Linked DNA regions of Mus musculus: region 2 is linked to region 1. Evidence: chromatin contacts called from ENCODE Hi-C or POLR2A ChIA-PET data. All regions are on one chromosome and are shown on one strand. Each heading gives the region's core, a stretch centred on a gene start or an enhancer-like site at or near the end of the contact. The rest is flanking DNA. Distances are from core to core; before and after follow the strand shown. Region 1 holds the start of Snai2 (snail family zinc finger 2). Region 2 holds the start of Ube2v2 (ubiquitin-conjugating enzyme E2 variant 2).

What was found. Hi-C counts contacts between places; a loop is a spot of excess contacts on that map. ChIA-PET counts read pairs that join two places held with the same protein, here RNA polymerase II (POLR2A).
Region 2: a loop to region 1 is called in a map of left cerebral cortex, with 3 times the contacts of the local background. The contact joins the promoter of Ube2v2 here to the promoter of Snai2 in region 1. A Hi-C loop is called at or near these places in 2 of 37 maps with a recorded cell type or tissue (T-helper 2 cell and left cerebral cortex). POLR2A ChIA-PET finds 5 or more read pairs at or near these places in 1 of 5 experiments (Patski).

Annotation. Positions count from the first base shown.
Region 1 is chr16:14,704,313-14,707,561 of GRCm38, forward strand. It overlaps Snai2 (snail family zinc finger 2), which reads left to right and starts at 1,540. Exons shown (of 3, transcript NM_011415.3): 1 at 1,540-1,740; 2 at 2,399-2,947. The coding sequence starts at 1,662.
Region 2 is chr16:15,592,711-15,595,969 of GRCm38, forward strand. It overlaps Ube2v2 (ubiquitin-conjugating enzyme E2 variant 2), which reads right to left and starts at 1,808. Exons shown (of 4, transcript NM_023585.4): 1 at 1,750-1,808. The coding sequence starts at 1,765.

The DNA of each region.
Region 1 (3,249 bases), core at 290-2,789:
TGTGGCTTTGTGCCCTCTTTCAATACTAGATAAAAAACAAACGGTGTGTTTTACTGGAAATTAGGTGGAAGGGGCAAGATTTCTTGCCCTATAGAGCAGGTGTCTAAATCTGAGCAAACCCACTAGAAATAGGTCAACTCAGACTCCAGCTCTGATCCATACTCATGGTAGCTTAGAAAGAAATCTAATACATTTTCTTGTTTTCTTGTCACCTGCAGATTCAGTTCCCTTAGTTTAAGGATTCATATAAATATCTTTCTGTATTTGACATTGAAATCAGTGACTATTGTAAAGAGAAAGAGGAATCATTGAAATTAACCCAGGAAGTCTGCGGGTTTCCCCCTCCCCCGCTCACACGCCCGTTTTCTCATCCCCAGATTAAGAAGTTATGCTGCTTGACAATGCACTTTTCTCTTGCAAGTCTCAACATCGCTGGTGGTATTCTGTTTCCGCTGTTTTCTTCCAGCACCTGTTACGAAAAAAAAGTTAGTTGTCTTGGGGTGGGGAGGTGGGGGAATTGGATTCTGCAATTTTGTTGGGAAGAGTCAGGGTAACATTGAAATAAACAGAGTTGCCTGTGGGCACAGTGAAAACTGCACTTTTAAAATGAATCACTTCGGAGTATTTTTACACCTACCCCTATGTGCAAATGCAAGTGAAGTGACCGGCTGGCTACTGGACTACCTAAACTGCCAGTCAAAGAACTTGGCAAAAGAATCCTTTACCCCATCTTTTAATGCAAACCAGGGATGTGGCGTGAGGAAGGGGGAGGCTTTTGAAGACTAAAGAAAACACCACTAAGTAACGGCAGACACTAAGAATTGTCAGTAGAGATTCATATTTTTTTTTCTTTCTCTAAAATACCATGCGCTACAAAGGGAGGAAGTCTTGTCACATGTCTTCATCAGAACTTTCCATACTTCTTCCAGAGTTTGCCTATTGTCGGAGTCTGCACCAGCCTTCCCTTTTATCTTTACACTCTTCCAGTTCCTGGGGTAGGCTGTAAGGCTTTACTTTCAAGTGTCTAACGCAGCGATCAGCAAGTTAACTTTCTGGCACGCCGCCCTAGACCTGCTGTGGCAGCTGCGGGGAGCCTTTACCTTCCTTTCCCAAAAGCCAGAGCCTACAGCTGCTTGTGTGCAATAACCCCCCTCCAGACGCAACTTCCAAATATAGACTCTCTGGCCACTAGGGGCTGCGCGGTCCCAGTCCGGAGGGCCGCCCTTCCTTCCCGCCCTCGCCTTGCCAGGCACTGCCCACATCTGGAAGCCAAGTCGCCGTAGGTCACCTAGCGGAAACACGTTTCCCCAGTGCTCAAGAACCGAGATTTCCTTTCTTGAAAACATTTAATGTATTTTGAGCCTCCACTGAAATGCCATGAGCAGCCCATTTTGAACCAGAAAAATTTAGTCTGACAACAGAGTCTTCCTCTATTCACAGCTGTTCCAGAAGGAGGAGCTGAAATCTGAACCTCTTGGCTGTGATTGGTTACTTCTAGAAAAAGCAACGGAGAAGGCGCCTCCCCGCCCAGAGGAGCTCAGTCGGGCAGGGAGCCGGGTGACTTCAGAGGCGCCTGCCTGTCCCCCGCCGCACCTGAGCCACCGCGATGCTATAGGACCGCCGCCTGGACCGTTATCCGCCCGCGCCCGCCCGCAGCCACCATGCCGCGCTCCTTCCTGGTCAAGAAACATTTCAACGCCTCCAAGAAGCCCAACTACAGCGAACTGGACACACACACAGGTAAAAATCGCCTCTGTAAATCTGTGCGCGAGTAAACCGCGGTTCTATTGCTTGACTCAGAGAACACACCGGGCCGCTTTCCTTTTAATGCTGTGCCAAAACTGTCCTTGCAGTCTCTTGATTACTTAGGTTAAGTTTTAATTCAAAACCTTTGAGATCTTTGCTGACAAGGAAAGCTTCCTTCCGGTCGGGCAGTATAGTTCTCTGAGCCTGTGTGTACGCAAAAGGAGTGCACGGACGTGATCGCACCCTTCCCCTCGCCTGAGCAGCAATCTCCTGAAGCCAAGCACTTGGGAAAGCAGCTGGATTCGTGCATGCCATTACCCGCCACAGGCACGGTACAGCTAGAACAGCCCACGCATAAAATGAAAAGCAACTTTATAAAAAGTTTTAATATAGTGTCTAGTTCTTCGTTCTAAATTGGGACAGCAAGGCTAGTCCAGAATGAAGGTTAGTCAGGGCAACTGTCAGCCTGCACGAGGACAGTAAGCCCAGGTGAAGGGAAGACTTTATGTGTGTCCTGTGAGTAAGGCTGTCTTCACTAGAGAGTCTCCTATGGAGTCTCCTGCATGTTGTTATGGTCTCTCTCAGACTGTGTACATATATTTTAAAAATATTTTGCCTTAATTTTTTCTTTCCTTCCTTTTCTTTCTTCCAGTTATTATTTCCCCATATCTCTATGAAAGTTACCCTATACCTGTCATACCAAAACCAGAGATCCTCACCTCGGGAGCATACAGCCCTATTACTGTATGGACATCGTCGGCAGCTCCACTCCACTCTCCTTTACCCAGTGGCCTTTCTCCTCTTACTGGATACTCCTCATCCTTGGGGCGTGTAAGTCCCCCGCCTTCCTCTGACACTTCATCCAAGGATCACAGTGGTTCAGAAAGTCCCATTAGTGACGAAGAGGAGAGACTGCAGCCCAAGCTTTCAGACCCCCATGCCATCGAAGCTGAGAAGTTTCAGTGCAATTTATGCAATAAGACCTATTCTACGTTCTCTGGGCTGGCCAAACACAAGCAGCTGCACTGTGATGCCCAGTCTAGGAAATCGTTCAGCTGCAAGTACTGTGACAAGGAATATGTGAGCCTGGGTGCCCTGAAGATGCACATTCGAACCCACACATTGCCTTGTGTCTGCAAGATCTGTGGCAAGGCTTTCTCCAGACCCTGGCTGCTTCAAGGACACATTAGAACTCACACTGGTAAGAGAAATGTAGAAAACCATGCCTCTCAGCTCAAACAGTGGTGTGACAGAGCTGTCTGCGGGGTGTCTTAAGGGACTGACAGGGGGTGTTTTTCATAAGGTGAACCACTGATAGCTGCTTTCTGCTCTAAAGCTTGTTAGAACAGCAAGTGCTCCTTTCCAGCCTCTGCTCCAGGGATTGTAAACAGCATTTAGACTTTGGAAAGCACATGCAGGAGATTTGGTCTCAAAGATCAGTTAGAAAGCAAGATTGAGGTATTTGGTGTGTGTTCTGCAGAACTGATAGTCAGTAAATACAAA
Region 2 (3,259 bases), core at 558-3,057, 890 kb after region 1:
GGAATACTCCAAATTAAGTTAGTCATGATGGAGAGAATGCTGGATTATACTCTTGCTTCTGTTCCTGTAAAGTTATGTGTAACTTTTTACTTCTTTGGTTTCTCAATTTTCTAAGAAGGAATTCTCAATCTAATTTGAATTATTATCCTCCAAACTTTTTCCAGTTAGAGTTCAAGGTCAGCCTGGCTACATGGGACACTGACTCAAAAATAAATAAATAAGCTCCATTTTCTAAGATGTATTTTAATTATACCAAAGTTCCCATTTCCTTGGTCTAAAACCAGTGAAAATAACAAACAGGATACAGATATCTAATATGCAATACATGGGCAAATAATCCAACGCTTAGAGTACACATTCAATTGCCAAAAACCAAAGTTTGATAAAAAGTATGGACCACTCATTTTATCTAATTACTGCTCTTTTCAAAATACTTAACATTCTTTCATATGAGTAGTGTTAAATATGTTCCAAAAAACAAATGCTGACTGGAGAGATGGCTCAGCTGCTAAGAACACTGGTTGCTCTCCCAGAGGTCCTGAGTTCAATCCCCAGCAATCACAAGGTGGCTCACAGCCATCTGTAATGGAACCCAATGCCCTCTTCTAGTGTGTCTGAAGACAGCTACAGTGTACTCATATATATATAATAAATATTTTTAAAAAGAACAAATGCAATCACAAATTGACATTTTTCATATTACAATACACCATTTTATTAGTTTAATTTTAAGGTAGTGAGCACAACTCTTTAAAAAACATGGCACTAATAAGCACATATATTTCAAATAAGAAGTAAAGAGATTAAGGGTTATAACATTAAAAGATCACTTTTAAAATGAGCTTTGGTCTTGGACAGCTCTGATCTGACCACTGATGTATTTTCCAGAGGTAGAACTGCTAAAGATTTTATTGTCTATGGCACTCATACACATAAAGGTAAGATTTAAACAATATGAAAAATGTATATGAAGGCATTACCTTGAAATGTTAACAATCACAACATGCACTCAACCTCTTCCATTTCTACAACCTAGATTCAATAAGAACTAGAAAAAAAAATAAATCTTATGAATCATCATTTTTAAATGCTAAAACTCAACACTTTTAAACTGTTTTAATTTTTTTTGTCACCAAATTTCTAAACCCTGTTGGCATTTAAATTTCAAGTTTCTGCTCAAAGGCAACCGAACATTGTAGACAAGAGTAGAACACCTATCTAAGGTACCAACTGTCCTGCAATTAGCTTTCGTCTGGCTCAGTGTACTGTAGTTTTTCACTTAATTGAAAAAAAAAAAGAAGAAGAAGAAGAAGAAGAACACGCATTCGGCCACCTAAGTAAAATCGTCGCCCTCTTATTCCAGACAGCAGCCACCCTCCGGTTAGTCCTATCCTCCCGCACGTGTCTGTCTGGTGGACTCCCAGCCTAGATCCCCGGCTCCATCCAGGATGCCTCTCCGCCGTAGCCCCGTTGATGGGCAATGCCACCGCCACCGCGGGCCGCTCCAGCGCACTCCACCCTCGGCTCCGCTGCGGCGCCCAGATCTGCCGGTCCTCCCGCAGGGCCGCCGCGGGCGGTGGGCGCGCAGGCTCCCCGTCACCGCGAGCTCTGACACGCGCGTCCCGACCTCCCTACCGCCCGCCCCACCCCCTGCCCCTCGCGGGGCCCTCCGCACTGCGCACCCGCAGTCCCGCGCGGCCCGCCGGACAGAAAGCAGCGGGAGCGCGGCAGACCCGGCTAGGAACCGACCTGTGGAGACCGCCATCTTCTCCTGCTACCAGACGCACCACCGCACGCAGGGCGTCAACGTCACTTCCGGCAGCGCGTTGCTCTCCGTCATAGAGGGACCGATAGTGGGGATAGTGGGGACTGTATCAGGTTCCTGTTCCTGGCAAGCTTTGCCCCTGATGGTCTCTGGAACTGTTGGTTCATCGGTTGTCCTAATCAAAACACACACATAAAACTGGGTTGGGAGACTAAGGCAGCATGAGCTTAAAAAGTCTTTAAAAGATCTGAGATCTCCAATAGTGTCAGTGTGTCCAAGGGAAATTTTCCCTATGACTCCTCTTATTAAATATTGAAATAATGTCTAAACAAACGCTAACAGTTACATCACGAGCCGGGCGTGGTGGCGCACGCCTTTAATCCCAGCACTCGGGAGGCAGAGGCAGGCGGATTTCTGAGTTCGAGGCCAGCCTGGTCTACAAAGTGAGTTCCAGGACAGCCAGAGCTATAAAGAGAAACCCTGTCTCGAAAAACAAAGTTACATCACACCAAACCTGTTATTAATAATCAAGGTAAAACATGGGAATTCACAATTGTGTTGGGGAAAAAAAAAAAAAACTATTCCAAAAGGTTGGGCTGTGTTAGTGCAGGCTACGTTTAGGCTGTAGTTTTGCTCTGATGACACCAGAACCAAAAGTCCATCAGTAAAGAAAGCCACAGAAGAAACTCAAGCAAAACCGTGAAGCAAAAAGGGATGGAGAAAAGCAGCTTACCACCTTGCTTCTGAGAAGGCTAGGCTGACTCCATGACAGACTTCAAATTGACAGTTAAGGAGACTGGGCCTAAGAACTGGGAAAGTCCAGGCAAGCCCAGGCAAGTCAATTACTAATAGAAAAAAACCCAGGCTCCAGCCTTCATGCCCGATAATGGTTCTAGGATGCCTAGAGATAGAGTAAGATAAAACTCATCTTCCCCAGAATTCCAATGTGCTTTAAAGCAAGCATGCACACTCACTTAGTTGTCTCTCTGTTTTGGCAATGGGAGACTCCAACACGCTGGACTTCTGCAAAATAAAGCACTCTCTGAGTATACATACTATTTGAGTCCCAGGTGTCATTCTTCGGTGAATCATGGACCTTTACATTTCTATCTTACGTTCACCTACCTTATTTGGAGGAGTAAGCCCATGTACCTAAAGATGGTATACCCATACCCAACTGGATTCTCCTACAACAATTAGTGACTAAGAAAGTTCCCCCAGGTTTTTCTTTTCAGACATGCCCACAGGTTATTCTGACTAAGGCAAGTCTTAAATTGAGATTTCCTCTTTCCATTTGTGTCAAGTTCACAACAAAGATTATCTAATACAAGTCCATTCCAAGTGCATCATTGTTAATATTCCTTTCTTGTTTGTGCCCAAGATGTCATAAATACTAAAATATTAAATACAGTACAACTTTAGAATTCCCAGTCTTTAAAAATTCCAACCCTCTAAGTCTCTTTAAAATATCCAAAGTCAGGTTCAATAAATACC